Linked DNA regions of Mus musculus: region 2 is linked to region 1. Evidence: chromatin loops called from intact Hi-C (ENCODE). Cell type or tissue: heart. All regions are shown on one strand.

Region 1 (8,000 bases):
CCAAAAAAGAGCATTATATCCCTCAAATCAATACTTTTAAGCTATTTCTCCAGCCCTTACCTAAGATTTATGTTATTTTATACAGTAATACTGAGTAAGCTAATTTTGAGTATTTGAGAGTCCCTAGCCCTACCCCTACCACTCAAGACAGGGTCTTACTATGAAACTAAGGATTTCCTTGAACTCAGAGATTCATCTGCATCTGTCTTACAAGTGCTAGGACCAAAGGAGTAAACCAATACATATGGTATTTGATTTTTAAATTCTACTTCATGGTGACTGATAGATGGCTCAACAGTTAAGAACACTAATTGCTCGTCCAGAGAACCCAGACAGATACCCAGTACCCACATGGCATCTCACAACCATCTATAACTCCAGTTCTAGCAGGTCTGGAGCCCTCTTCTAGCACCAAACATGCACCAGGCACCCACGCGGCACACATACTTACATACAGGCAAAATATTCATGCACAAAAAAAAATTTAATAAAGTAAAATTATACTTCATTGATTGCGTCAACTACGGCTCCTTGGGAGCAATTTGCCCACTGAATACGAGAAGTTTATAAAAATAAGAAGGTCCTGGCTCTAGCAACTCCATTAGCAGCAATTATTTGACCTTCAGCATTTATTTGACCTCACTAAGCCTCTGTTTTCTTTCAGGAGGATTAAATGAGATAATGTGTAAAATAACAGTGGCTGGTCCGTGTCAGTCTTCAGCCAAGAAGCCATTAAGTGCATCACCTCTTCAGCTGGGGTAGGGGCCTGTAATCCAGGCTAGGGAGGTAGAGCTAGGCAGTCCAAGTATTCTAAACCCACCTTGCTACAAAGCAAGATAATTTCTCAATTAAAATTAAATATAAAAGATAATCTCTGTAAAGACAAGGTCCCTCAAAGAGGACTCTTGGTCAGGAGGAAAAATGACTAATTTTTGTTCTCTCTCTTTTTTTTCTTTTTTTTCTTTTGAGACAGTGTCTATGTAACTCTGGCTGCCCTAGATCTATGCAGATCAGGCTGGCCTCAAATGTACTCCCAAATGCTGGGATTAAAGGCATGTGCCACCATGCCCAGCTCTGTATTCTATTTTAATTTGTGTTTATAATACCTTTAAAGTGTTTTTTTTAATTGATCTATCATACTGAGTGACTTCTTGGTGTTTAATGCATCACAAAACAAACAACAAAAAACTGCCACTAAATCCGTCGAGCAGTAAGTCATAAGCTAATAATATCACAGAGAAATACACAAGCTGTCTGACTTCATGTGTGTGTGTGGTGCTCTTACTGGCTTCCCAGTAGCCACCACTGTGACACACCATAATCCAATGACTCCGTCTCAGGGAACTTTGGCAATAGATATATTTTTCACTGTCACAATGAAGGGATGTACTACTGGTATCTAGTAGGTACAGACAGGAATGCTGTAACCTTTACTGCACAGGTACAACCCTCCACAGCAACAACTGCCCTAAATGTCATGGTACCAGAAATGAGAAATTCTGTCACTCAGGGCACCATTCTGCTCAACTGAATGCTTACAAAGCCTCGTTACAGGATAAATTCTCCTAGGTAATGAATCAAAACCTTTTATCACTGGCAAACTACTAGTTCAACAAATGCAGCCACTGCTATACATTTCTGAAACTCTAGCACTGAGGACACTTTATCAGATTATGTTACCTAGTCAGCTCAATTTAGTATTTTTAAGGCATTTATACAAGTTCATTCATTTCAAGATTATATTTTACCATTTACTATTTTCAAGTGATAAGAAAACTCATTTAAAAATGCTAAAGTAAAAAAGAAAAAGCCTTTATTTTTAGGTGCTCATCCAGTCTTCTCAAATAAATTTAATATTTTCACATTTCAACCAACAAACTTTGTTCCATACATTTTGAGAAAGTTAAGTATCCCTAAAATATGATTTAAACTATTATTTATTATTTCTGTGGAAAATAAAATAAATAAACCTAGTATGGTGGTACAGGATTCAAATTCCAGCTCAAAGAACAAGAAGGTGGGGGGCAGGCACTTGGAAGGCAGAAGACAGATCTGTGTTAAGTTCAAGGCCAACCTGATCTACATGGAGTTCCAAAACAATCAGGGTTATATAAGAGAAAACCTGTGAGAGAGAGAGACAGACAGACAGACACAGAGAGACAGGCAGAGAGAGGCAGGCAGGCATATTTCTGTGAGTTCCAGACAGTGAAGGACTCCTTAGAAAAACTGTCTAACCTCAGCACCCCCCCAAAAAAAAGATGCTCACAAATGGGTCTTATTTTAACATAGTGGTATTGTTAAACTGTAAAATCTTTTGCACCTTTAAAAATGTATGTCATTTCCACTATGTAAGGTTATCCTTTTAATATTCAGTGTTTACCGTCTATTTAATAATTTGCCACATAATAAAAATTAATGCAGATAGTTGATTTTATTGTTAGTTTTTGTTTTTGTTTTCTGAGACAGAGTTTCTCTACATAGCCCTTGATGTCCCAGAATCCACTACAGTAGACCAGGCAGGTTTCGATAAAGAATTCCTACTAAGTCAAAAATTTTAATTCCTTCATCCAAAACAAAAGGCGAAAAAGACCTCAGAAAAAGAATGTTTTTAAATAAGATGCAATAAATTGTTTAACTTCTTTCGAAAATATTTCTGATGGGGATTCTAACTTTTCCATCCACTTCAAATTGCTGTCCCACCTAGAATTTTAATACTTGTCCAAACCTGTTAGCTCATGGTCTAATAATAAACCTAATTATACAATCTGTAACAGCCCCTGTCGACCTTTTCCTTAAGAAGTCATAAAGGTGATTTAGCTGACACCTCAAACTCATAGAAATCTATTTCATTTATCAACATTCCGGCTTTCAGAAAGTTTAAAAGGGGGGTGGGGGGAGAGGACTGGCTACAGGTTGAGGAGGGGTGAAGTCGCCTGAACCAAGCCAGGCACACGCTTGGCGTAGGACAGCAGGGCTAACTACCGGTTCATTTCTCTTTAAATCTGGCAGCACGTGGGGCGGCATTGTGAAGGCACCAACCCGCCTCCTCCCTCCCCCCCTTCCACTCCGCACACGTACGCCTCCAGCGCGCATGCTCCGCTCACACAGTCCTAGCAGAGTAGGAGCCAACCCCCTAAAAAGTCAACCTGGAAGCCGCAAACGGCCAGAGGCCGGGACAATGGGGGAGGGGGACAGAGACTCCACGGGGGAGGCACTGAGCCGCCGCCCCTGGCCAGAGCCTAAGGCGGGCCGCAGCCCGGTGGCCGCGAGCCTGCGCGAAGGAGCCCGAGCCGTGCCCACGGAGCACAAAGCCCGGGCCGGCCAGCGAGCCGCTCTCCCCAGCGCCCGCGCCCACCCTCCCCCAGACGGGCGGCGCAGCCCGAGCTCGTGCCAGGCGGAGGCAGGCGAAGCGGAGTCGCGCTCCCCGCCGAGCCCCCCGGTGCCCCGCGTCAGCACCCGGGCCAGCCCCGCCGTCGCTTTTGTTGTCTGCCCTAACTCCGCGAACCCCGCGCTGCCGGGCCAGAAGTTTGGCGCGCCTCCCCTCTCCGGCCCCCGACACGGCTCGGACTCACAGCCGCGCGGGGACCCCGCAAGCTCCCGGGGTCCCCGAGGTTCCGCGGCCTCCGCCGCACCTGAGCCCGGGATCCGCCCCTCAGGGAGGGTCGGCCCGACCGGGACCCACGCCCCTCCCCCGCAACGCCCCAGTGCCGTGGGGGAGGGGGCAGCCGCCCAGGGCGTCCGGCCCGTCCGAGGGCGAGGCTGGGGAGCGTCCCCGCCCCCAACACCCTCCACAGCCGGGCCAGGAGTGTCGCCAGCTCGCCGCGACTCGCGGGCTCCCACCCTCGCGGCCCGCCACCACCCAGCCTCCGAGCGGGCGAGAGGAGGCGAGTGGCTCGGCAGTCCGCGATCGCGGCCCGGCGCCCCGCCGCTCACCTGCCAGCTGTCTTCGCAGTAGCAGCGCCGACTGCAGCTCCGTCATCCTCCCCACCGAGAGCCCGGGCCGCCACCGGGACTTCGACGGACTGGCGACAAGCTCTGCCGGTGCCTGGAGCTAGATGTGTGTTGAGGAACCCGGACCGGAGCGCCGAAGCCGCGGGGAGGCCGGTCTTGGGAGACCCGAGAAGCACCTCGCCGCCTATGCGAGTCCGCTCCGCTCGGCTTTCCTCGCTCAGCGCCTCACGCCCGGAAGGGGAGGGTACCCGGGCCGCCGCGGCGCGCACTGGGACTTCGCTCGCCCGCTTCCCTCCTCTGCCCGCCCGTCGGCCCCACCGGTGCCTTCCCCCGCCACTGCCTCACTGCGCGCAGGGCCGCTCCGCGCAAGCGCGCTGAGCCTGCCTCCTTCAGAAGCAGCACTCCTGCTAGCCCGACCCCTCGGCCCTGCTGCCCCGCCTCCGGCGGTGGAACCCCGCCCACCGCGCGCAGTGGGCTCAGCCCCGCCATCTTGGGAAGGTCCACGCCCGCCCAGCTGCGGAAGCGTCGGCTGGTAGACGCCCCGCGGACGCCATGACAAAGAGGTCGCGGAGGGTCAGGACGCTGCCTCCCGGTATAAGCAGGAGGTCTAAGCGTGATGGGACCAGAAGTGGTAGATGTTGGCGAGGACCCAGCAGCCATCCAACACTACATCGGAGGTGTGCGAATTAGTCATTGTTACAAAGCCGAATTTAGTACTGGTGTGCACCATTTTAAGCAGCCGCAAAATAGAGTGCATGGTGATAATTCATAAAGAATGCACAGAATGGTCCTTGAAATAAAAATGTTATGAGTCTCATAGCAGAAAACGTTTAAGTAAATAGTAAGACTGAGTAAAGTGCAGAGTTGTGATTAGCACAACCTGATAAATGGTTCGGATTCAGGTGGTATTCTCCTGTAATCTCAACACTTGAGGCTGAGGATTAGAAGACCCAGGTCCCCTTCGCTGCACAGTGATACCCAATCTCCGTCTGGGGATGAGGATCCATAATAGATCAGACTCCTCTAGAAAAGGCACCTACTATGTAAAGTCCAAGTGTGAAAGCCGAGATTAGGAAAAGTCAACCTTATCCAACCTCCTTGCCCATTTCCCAGTTGAGTGCTTTGTCAACACTGTAGCAATAAAGAAACAAAAAAGGGAAGGGGGAAAAGTAACATTGACACTCAATTTTGTTTCTTCTTTCTTTCTTTTAAAGATTTATTTACTTATGTATATGACTACACTGTTGTTCTCTTCAGACACACCAAGAGAGGTCATAGGATCCCATTACTGATGGTTGTGAGCCACCATGTTGCTGAGAATTGAACTCAGGACCTTTGGGAAATCAGCCAGTGTTCTTAACCGCTAAGCCATCTCTCCAGCCCCTTGCTTGTTCTTTCAATAAGTGTTTGTTCAATCCCTACTTCCCTGTACCTGGACTGTAGAAAACAAAAACTGTGCATAGGAAATCAGGTCCATTTCTACCCACAAAAGCATGAAGCTTCTGTGAACTCCAAGTAAAGTGAACAAGAGGAGCAGATTCCGTTAGGCATGTAATAAAAATTACTGGGCAAGCAGGCACAAGGCCCTGGCTTACCTCCCTAGCACTGTCCCACCAGACCAAAGAAACAAACATTGAGTGAATCTGCCATTTTGAAATACTGCCCACCTAGGGACTAATCCAGCTTTATGGTTGGGATAGGGGAGGGGTTGGTTTTTTGTAGTTGTTTTGCTTGTTTGTTTGTTTGTTTTGGTTGGTTGGTTTTGGTTTTTTGAGACAGAGTTTCTCTGTATAGCCCTAGCTGTCCTGGAACCCCTCTGCAGACCAGGTTGCAGGTTCGAACTCAAGAGATCTGCCTGCCTCTGTCTGGATTGGAACTAAAACCATGCCCCACCATATCCCTCTGTGGGTTTGTTTTTAAGGATTTTGTTTTAATGGGTATATATATGAGCCGGGGTGAATTTATGTGTACCATGTGTATGCCTGGTACCCAAAATCTGGAAGAGGACATCAGATGCTCTAGAATTGGACCTGCAGAGGGTCTTATGCTACTTACTACACGATTGCTGGAAACCATCCTATCCTATGTGTCCTCTGAAAGAAATTTTCTTTTTTTTTTTAAGATTTATTTATTTTTATTATATGTGAGTACACTGTAACTGTCTTCAGACACTCCAGAAGAGAGTGTCAGATCTCATTACAAATGGTTGTGAGCCACTATGTGGTTGCTGGGAATTGAACTCAGGACCTTTGGAAGAGCAGTCAGTGCTCTTAACCACTGAGCCATCTCTCCAGCCCCGAAAGAAATTTTCTTAATCCTTGGCCATTTCTCCAGCCCCTGTATTTTTGTTTTTAAATACATTCATTATGTAGCAATGAGCTTCACTAAGACATTTTTTGTATATGCACTTTGCTCGTGTTCACACAGATTCTTAATTACCTTCTTGTTCCACATCGCTTTCCCACTGGTTCCCTTCCTCTTCCAAAAAATCATTCCATTCTACTTTCAGCTCTTAATTTTATTGAAACTAAGATTCCACATGTGAGAAAGAAAACACTCATTTGTCTTTGAGTCTGACTTATTTCATTTAGCAAGATGCTGTCTAGGTCCATCCATTTTCTTTCAAGTAACTTTTTCTTTTCTAATGATTTATTTTTAAATTATGGATAAGTGAGTATCTTTGTGGATGTATATGCACCATGAGTGTGCCCTGTCTCTGGAAGTCAGTAAAAAGATCCCTTAGGAAATGGAGGCACAGGTGGTTGTGAGCTACCTTGTAGATTCTGTTAATCAAACTCAGGTCCTTTAACTACCATGCCATCTTTCCCCCCTTTATTTTTAGGTTTATTTTTGATTTGTATATTTGTTTGTTTTGAGACAAGGTCTTTCTACATATCCTTGGCTGTTTCTGCACTCACTGTATAGACCAGACTGGCCTTAAACACACCGAGATCCACCATCGTCTGCCTCCTGAGTGCTGGAGTTAAAAGGTGTGTGCTCTAGGTTTGTTTTTTAGAAACTTTCCAACTGACTTCCACAGTGACTGCACTAATTTACGTTCTAGCAGGATAAGGGTTTCTAACTCATCTACCCATCCTCAGCATTTGTTTTTTCTTTATGTAGCATGCTCGTGCATGTGTGCCACAGTGCATTTGTAAAGGTCAAAGAACGACTTCGAGGAGTCAATCTTTCTTTCTACCTCACAGATTTCAGAGATGAAACTCAAGGAGCCAGATGCAGTCATTTACCCACTGAGCTGTCTCACCCTATTTGTTGCTTCCTTGATAACAACTAGGGAAAGATGAGCTCTCAAGTTTAGATTTGTATTTCCCTGACAGCTAAAGATATTTAAACAACTTTTCATATATATATTGAAAATTATCTTATTTGTCCACTTGTTGATTGGATAAGTTTTCTGGGTTGACTGGTTGACTTTTAAAAATTATTTATTGCCAGAAGGTGGTAACATATTCCTCTAATCCTGACACTCAGGAGGCAGAGGCAGGTGGATCTCTTAAGATGCTACCTGGGTTTCTGTTGTTGTTGTTCTCCTTCTTTTATTCCTCTTCCTCCTCCTCCTCCTCCTCTTTTTCTTTGTTGTAGATTCTAGCTATTAATTATGTGATGTAAGGGCTGGAGAGATGGCTCAGCGGTTAAGAGCACTGACTGCTCTTCCACAGGTCCTGAGTTTAATTCTCAGTGACCACATAGTGGCTCACAACCATCTGTAATGGGATCTGATACTCTCATTCCAGTGTGTCTAAGAGAATGACAGCATACTCATATACATAAAATAAATAAATCTTTAAAAAAAAATTATGAGATGTAGATTCTGAAGTGATTTTCCGAACTCCACAGGTTGTGTCTTCCCTTGGCAGTTGTTTCCTCTGCTGTTTTAATTTCCTGTAACAGCATTTGTCAATTTATGCTCTTTCCTGGTGTGTTGGAATCCTTTCAGAAAGCCATTGCCTATCCCTGTATCTCAAAGTATTTTCAGAGTCTCAGGCCTTACATTTAGGTCTTTGAAAATATATAAATAGAATAAATAA
Region 2 (8,000 bases), 64 kb before region 1:
GACAGCACATACTTAAAAGCCCAACACTCAAAAGGTGAACACAGAAAGATTAGTAGTTCAAGGACATCCTTAGCTACAAGATTAAGGCCAGCTTCGTATACATGAGACCTTGTATCCATCCCCAACCCCCAAATCATTAATGGAGTAATCTTACTCCATTGTTAAGAGGATTAATGGAGTAATCTTACTCCATTGTTAAGAGGATTGGCTGCTCGTCCAGAGCACTTGAGTTTGATTCCCAGCACCTATGTGGCAGCACAACCTTCTGTAATTGTGGTGCTAGGGTATACAAAGCCCACTTTTGGGCTCTTCAGGTACCAGGTACACATATACTACAAGGACCCACCTACATGCAGGCAAAGCACCCATACACAAAGAACAAATTAATAATAAGTGTGGTGGCCTGTGCCTTTAATCCTTTAAGATGCAGAAGCCAGTGGACCTCTTTAGTTCCATGCCAGCTAAGGGTAGATGGTGAGACCTGACTGACTGACTGACTGACAGACAGACACATACATACATACATACATGCATGCATGCATACATACATACATACATTAATGAGCAAACACCACAATAGTAATTTTAAAATAAAACGGTTTAAAAAAATCATTTGGCAGAGCAGTGATGGTGCATGCTTTTAACCCCAGCACTCAGGAGGCAGAGGCAGGAGATCTCTAAGAATTAGTGGCCAGGCCGGTCTACAGAGTGAGTTCCAGAACAGCCAGGGCTACACAGAGAAACCCTGTCTCAGAAACAAAAATCACTAGTCATTTTAAATTTGAATCATTTTAGATTTAAAGCTATAGAATCTTAAAATATTTTAATTTCTCACACCACTTCAAAATGAGACCATCTGTCTCTTAAGATTTGTATTTGTTGACATGAATTTCATTTTTATTGTAATATATTCATAGAATAAAATTATAATTTCTACCATTTCTCAGTTAAGAATTAAAAATAATCACAATGATACACAATTACAACCACTACTCATTTTCCTCAGATCAAATTGTGTATACAAACTCTTCACTTTCCCTACCTCTTCAATATCTAAAAATGCCCCATTTTAATTACTGAAGATCTCATAGAAGCAGAATCACACAATCAGTTTTGTTCTTTTAAATTTGTCATATTTCAATTATCATGTCTTCAAGTGCATCATTAAATGTTGGTAGAATGCATTTTAGGTTGAATGACCAAAACTGGAATCATGCCAAATCATACTTTTAAAGAAATATGTCATTTATGTAGCCCACAAATACACTCTGATGCCATCATGGCTGTCTTACTCAAGACAAAAGTTCTTCTATACTAATACTGTTTAAATTCTAGTGATCTCTGATTTAAGTAAGTTTTCCCAGAGTATGTTGGATGACAACTATGTTCTCTGTGAGATGTTTGTTGTTAACTCCATAGCTAGCTATACACTTAATATTTACACTTATCTTGCCAAAATGCTCTATTCCCCATACAATGTTTTGTCTTGTTATTTTTTTTTCCCCTTTCATCTCAATGTTCTTTACAAATGGCTTTATTCCTAATACTAAATCCACTTGAAAACCCTGTGTGAGGGCTAGGCATGGTAGTACACATCTTTAATTCCAGCACACGACAGGCAAAGGCAGGATAATTTCTGAGTTTAATGCCAGCCTGATCTACACACATAATTTCAGGCCAGCCAAGGCTACAATGACAACCTGTCTCAAAAAAAAAAAAAAGAAAGAACCAAACCAAAAAACCCTAAACCAAAACAATGAACAAATAAAGCCATCAATAAGAGAGGGGTGGGGTGGGGTGGGGAGAGAGAAGTCTAAACTGAAATACATTTAAGCTACACAAATTATTATTTGCCATGTAGCATTTTTTCAAATTACATTATTATTATTATTATTATTATTATTATTATTATTATGTGTATCTATAGACATATATGCCACAGCCCATGTGCAGAGGCCAAAGCATGACTTAGTGGGGTGCGACCCCGACCTCTGTTGGGTCCCAGGGATCAACTCAGATTACCAAGCTTACATGGCAACAGCTTCTTTTAACTCACTTAACAATCTTACCAGATATCCATAATAACTTTAACACTCACCACATTACTCAACTATTTGAAGCATGCGCTCCAATTACTTCTATATAGTATACTTCTCAGTTATACAACCAAAGCACATACATTTTAGTAACTTTCATCACCCCACCCCAACCCTGCCCACAAAATCTTGTATAATCTATATTGACCCTCTTCCCCTTCAAACTCTCCATTAGTCCTAAGCAACCATGAATATACTTTGAGTCTTCAGAGTTGCATATTCTACACATTTCATAAGTGGAATTATTAAATGATTGCCTCCATCTGTTCATTAATTTGAAAAAATTATTTCTTTTCCATGTATGAACATATGCCTGTGTGTGGCTGTGCATGTGAACACTGACAGATAGATACCAAAAGCAGGCAGGCTGGACCTTTGTATTGAGTCAATTACGAGACCATATGCACACAAAAAAACAAACATAAAATCACTAAGCACTTTTACTGAGGTAGCTGTGAAATCTTTAGTGACAAATCATTATATTTGCAAATGTAAAAATAAAATTAGAAAACTCACCATTTGGGTGCCAAATCTCTGTAATGAATTTCATTTTAGGAGGCCGGAGGGGATAATCTTTTGGGAAAGTGAGATGAGCCTTAAAAACACCACCTTCACTGAAAAAAATAAAAGAAAAACCAAGTTCATGCATTTAAGTTACTCTTTACAAGTCACTCAGACACATAAAAGGGTACGGAAAATAAAACAACAAAAAGGTAGACAAAAAATTAGTTTCCTGAATACAAATATGCAGTTTAACATACCACTATAAATACTGCTTTGTTAAACTCTCAGGTAGTTAGTAAAAATAAAAGGAACACTGGAAACAGGTGTCCAGATCAGATCACTGGTGATATGGTACAAGTCTTTTCAGTATATGTCTTCAAATGAAATTCAGGAAGTTTAATCTTGTCTGCATGACTCAAGTTCCTGAATTTTCTATATCGGTTTCAAATGATCTTTCTTCTCTGCTCTGGCCATACCCATCAATCTCTTTCTCATCTTAAAATTTAGGCATATATTTTGTGATTTCCCTCTCTGGGATCAGATTGCCACACTTCTTTTATCTAATTGTTTGTTCATTTCATCATATATTAAAACTTCATTAAAAGGACAGTAATAAATTAAAAAGATTTCCCAAAGAGGTTTTATACTACTGACTTTTCAGAGTAGAAATACTGCAATACTGATGCTCTATGTCTGCACTGTCTAATATACTACCCAGTAACACTCTGAAAATGGGTTGTGTCCTGGTTAGTTTTTATTATCTACTTGACCCTAGAACCACCTGAAAGGAGAACACTTCAATTAAAGAATTTTCTGGGTCATATTTGTCTGTGATAATGTCTGTGAAAGACTGTCATAACTGATGACTGACATGGGAGGACCCAGTCCACTGTGGATAGCAATCCCTGCGCAGATGAATATATGAATGGTAGCTGAAGACTACAGAGATTATTCAGTTGTTAAGAGCACTTATTCTTGCAGAGGATGTAGGTTTGATTCCCAGCACCCAAATGGCAGCTCACAACTAACTGTCCATACAGCTAAAATAAACCAAGTTGACCTTAGAACAATGATTAAATGGTGACAGTGTCGTGGAATTCTAGCACCTGATATCTAGTTCAACATTATCCTGAACTACACAACAAGACCCAATCTCAAAAGGGTGTGTATTAGACTGATAAGATGGTTCAGGAAACAAAGGCACTTGAGATACAAGCCTGACCCCTGAGCTCTATCACCAAAACCCACTTAAAGCTGGATGGACAGAACAAACTACAAATTTGTCTTCTTGCCTCTTTATCTATGCTGTGGAGCACATGCCCACAGACACATTATGCACACTCACACTAACAAGTAATTTTTAAAAGATGGGGAAAGATGTTTGCACACTGACATAAAAATAGAAACACAGCTGTGGTCATGGTCAAGTGGTTAAGGCAATGGATTTGAAATCCTTTTCTCCATGCACTGGTTCGAATTCTGCTGACTATGTGCTGGTATGTTTACGCTCATGTGTAATGTTAACACTCAACAGAATGCTGCTCTTCATCCCTCAAGTTTGGAGAGTCTCTAGTCACTGTGGTTATGAGCTGCGAGGGCTGTGGTGAGGGACTGTGAGTGGAGCTATTGTTATATATGTATATTTAAAGGGGGGGAAGGGGTTGAGAGATGGCTCAGCGGTTAAGAGCACTCGCTGACTGCTCTTCCTGAGGTCCTGAGTTCACAACCATCTGTAATGGAATCTGATATTCTCTGGTATGTGTGAAGACAGCTACAGTGTATTCATAAACATAAATTAAATAAATCTTTAAAAAGAATATAGAAAAGAAAAAATGACAGAGTTCCTATCTCAAAAGGGGAAGGGAAAAAAAAAAAAAAAAGCCAGGCTCTAAATTGGTGGCCATCCTGGTTTCCAGAATGAGTTACAGGACAGCCAGAGATACATAGTGAAATCCTGTCACCAAAAAAAAAAAAAAAAAAAAATCAATCAAATAATGACGATGACAGCAGCAATAATAACAACAGGAACAACACATTACATGTAACAATGATTAACTGTAGGATGTAAAACATGGGACCCTTTTAACTTTGTGCTTTGCACATTTCAGTACAGATTGAAATTTTAATTATAAATATTGTTTTTCAGACTGACTGATATTCCAGAAGACCAGACTTCAATTCCCAACACCCACATGGAAACTAACAAGCATCTGTAACTCTGGTTCCTGGCTATCAGACACCCTCTTCTGAACTCCATAGGCACTGCATGCACAGGGTCTATCAACACATTGTGTGTGTGTGTTGGGGGGTGGGGTGGGGGAGTTGCAGGCCATGCTATTAATATCAAATATTTCCAAATAGTAAAGAGGTAAGCTGAGGGTTCAGAGCATAAAAAGAAAAAAACACACTTGAAGTAAGCAGTAAGAAACAGTCCATAAAAGATTAAATGGAAAAATGGTAAAGAATGTGCACAATGAAGGGGATAATTTGATGAGAAAATTAACATTTAAATATGGGAAGTCTGTGTATGCCTGGCAACTCAAGGTGATTCCCTTAAGTTCAAGGCCAGCCTAAGCCAAATAAGAAAGACCGTATCAGCCTGAGAAAGAATGATCTTTTCTCTTGTTTTTAGGGGTGGGGGGATTAAAAGAAGGTTGTACATAATACAAATTAAGGGTTTTAAAAAGGGAAGAAAACTAGGTCCTAAGACAATGGGAGGAACTAGCAGAAAGACAACTAGGAATAGGGGTCCTCCTCTAATACATAGCAAGGTATTCAAGGCTAGCCTGTGATACATGAGACCCTGCCTCCAAATAATAAGTCATCAGAAATTAGCTAGAAGTAGAAAAAATAAAGCTAATAAAAAGCATAACCATGGAGAAGGAATGATGTAAGGCTGGAGAAATGACACAGAGGTTAAGAGCACTTACTGCTCTTGCAAAGGTTCAGTTCTCAGCATCCGCATGTGGCAGCTCACAGCTGCCTATTCCTCCAATTTCAGGGGATCCAATGCCTTCTTCTAGCCTCCAGGGGCACCTGCACCCACATGATGTTCATATAACTCATTCAGACACATGAACACAATTTTTTTAAAGTCTTTTTTTTAAAGCTCTCTTTTCTTTCCCATGGAAAGGTGAACATAAAATGTAGCACAGGTATCAAGAATTAAAAAGAAAGTAATTAGTTTCAAAGATAAGCATTTTATAATTAGAGTAGAAAATAAGTAGATAGAATTTGAGAAAGCTATAAATCCAGGAAAGAGCCAAGAATGTATGTAAAAGGGCATTAGAACAGCCTCCACAAAATCCCTGCAACTTATTTTTCCAAGGTCACTTCATTTTGGTTGATTTAATTCATTCAAAAGCTTCACAATATCTGACTGGAATTCTTATGCTAAAAAGTTGCCATTACCCCTCTAAATTATTTATAAGTAATTGTCAAACTTACTTAATAGTGTTGCCCTAAAATTTTAAAGCAGATGTTTTTCTATTTTTCTAAAAGTTCCCAAAATAATTATGCTAGTTCTCCATTTTCTTAATGGATTCCTCTACTTTACCTAAGGACCATCTACCTGCTCTTCTCCCACCCTAGAAAACACCTTGCTTAGTGGCAGCAAATCTGTGAGTATACAAACTTTAGAAGTGAAGTTAGCACAAAAGAACTAAAAAATGCATAGGGTAAAAATAACAAAGTAGATAGACTGTATTTATTATTTTTCAAACATAGAAAGATGTGACTATAGGGAAGAGAAAAACATTAAAGTAGCAGTGAAGTAAAAATATTTCTCCATGTACAAAGTATTAAAACAATTAACATGATGTTAAAGAGTTATATAAGCAACTGCTGAATATTTGAAAAACCAAGGTCATATTTCTGGCACAAAACCTCCTTTTACTATTTTTGTAAATTAAATCACACAAGTCTTAACTGGGTATGGCACATGCCTATAATTTAGCACTGAAAAGTGTGAGGCAGGAGGCCTATTCAATTTAAAGTAACCCAAACTACATATCAAGAACCCTTTTCGATTTTTTTAAAAAACTATACTGGGACTCCAAGTCTGTCAGTCGTCCAACACTTGCCTAGAGATCTTGGTCCTTTCTTTCCAAACATTACACACAAAAGAAGTTACTTGGAGGAAGGGGCTTGGGTCAAGATAGGGTTTCTCTGTATAGCACTGGCTATCCTAGAATTCTCTCTTTAGACCATGCTGGCCTCAAATTCAGAGATCAGCTTGTCTCTGCCTTCCAAATGCTGGTATTAAAGCCATGCACCACCACACCTGGCTAAGAAAATCTATTCTTGGCAGCACTAGAAAAATTCAATATTGGATACAAGATTAATAAAAGGAAAAAAAATGCTAGGTGAAGATGGGTAAAATAGCATGTCTTAGTTAGGGTTTTACTGCTGTGAACAGGCACCATGACCAAAGCAAGTCTTATAAAAGGCAACATTTAATTGGGGCTGGCTTACAGGTTTAGAGGTTCAGTCCATTATCATCAAGGCAGGAACATAGCAGCATCCAGAGAGGCAAGGTACAGGAGGAGCTGAGAGTTCTATATCTTCATCTGAAGGTGGCTAGTAGAAGACTGACTTTCACACAGCTAGGGTGAGGGTCTTAAGCCCATACCCACAGTGACACACCCACTCCAACAAGGCCACATCTCCTAATAGTGCCACTCCCTGGACCAAGCATATACAAACCATCACACTACATAAATACTCAGTAACTATCAGTCTTTTTGTTTCGTTTTTCAAGATGTTTCTCTGTATAACAGCCCTGGCAACTATCAGTCTTAAAATAAAACTTAAATGTACTAAGCACTGATTACATAGACTGTAAATAATGTGGAGTGTTCTTTAGTAAGTAAGTGAAGGTTAGTTATACATCACAAAACAGCATAGCATATTTTTTCAGAATTTTGGCATAATACTTTCTCTGAGCTAACACCTCAGGCCATTATATGCTGATGGATCACTGAGATTTAACTATCACTCAAATCCATGCTAACTTATTTTCAATCACTCTATCCTCTTCACATTGTTGAGACAACTTCAAGATCACTTCCTTGCACTTAGTACTCTTTAAGAACATTCTATAAAGGACTTAATTATAATTAACAGCCTTGTAAACATCATTTAAGTCTGTCTGCTTTGCTTTGTCTTCTTTATCTTTTTTTTTCCAAAAGATTTATTTATTTTATGTATGTGAGTACACTGTATAGCAGGCATCAGATCTCATTACAGATGGTTTTGAGCCACCATGTGGTTGCTGGGAATTGAACTCAGGACCTCTGGAAGAGCAGTCAGTGCTCTTAACTGCTGAGCCACCTCTCCAACCCTTTATCTTTCTTTTCTAAGCACACTTTGCTTAACACAGTGACCTCCAACCATAAAATA

What was found. Hi-C counts contacts between places; a loop is a spot of excess contacts. Peaks named below come from ENCODE experiments on the same cell type or tissue, not always from the same donor. Only the 100,000 strongest peaks of a DNase experiment are listed, where the experiment ranks them.
Region 2: a loop joins it to region 1, with 1.8 times the contacts of the local background. A loop is called at or near these places in 3 of 42 quality-filtered maps.

Annotation. Positions count from the first base shown.
Region 1 is chr11:72,603,569-72,611,568 of GRCm38, reverse strand. Ube2g1 (ubiquitin-conjugating enzyme E2G 1) reads right to left here and starts at 4,308. Exons shown (of 6, transcript NM_025985.4): 1 at 3,934-4,308. The coding sequence starts at 3,979. Gm51906 (a long non-coding RNA gene) reads left to right here and starts at 4,406. Exons shown (of 4, transcript XR_003949712.1): 1 at 4,406-4,628. In heart, no CTCF peak of the experiment used is centred here; DNase peaks (open chromatin) are centred at 3,068, 3,728 and 4,388; H3K4me3 peaks cover 3,170 bases; H3K27ac peaks cover 2,539 bases.
Region 2 is chr11:72,667,670-72,675,669 of GRCm38, reverse strand. Ube2g1 (ubiquitin-conjugating enzyme E2G 1) reads right to left here. Exons shown (of 6, transcript NM_025985.4): 3 at 2,613-2,710. Among named protein-coding and RNA genes, the nearest start is that of Ankfy1, 18 kb to the left of the region's middle. In heart, no CTCF peak of the experiment used is centred here; no DNase peak of the experiment used is centred here.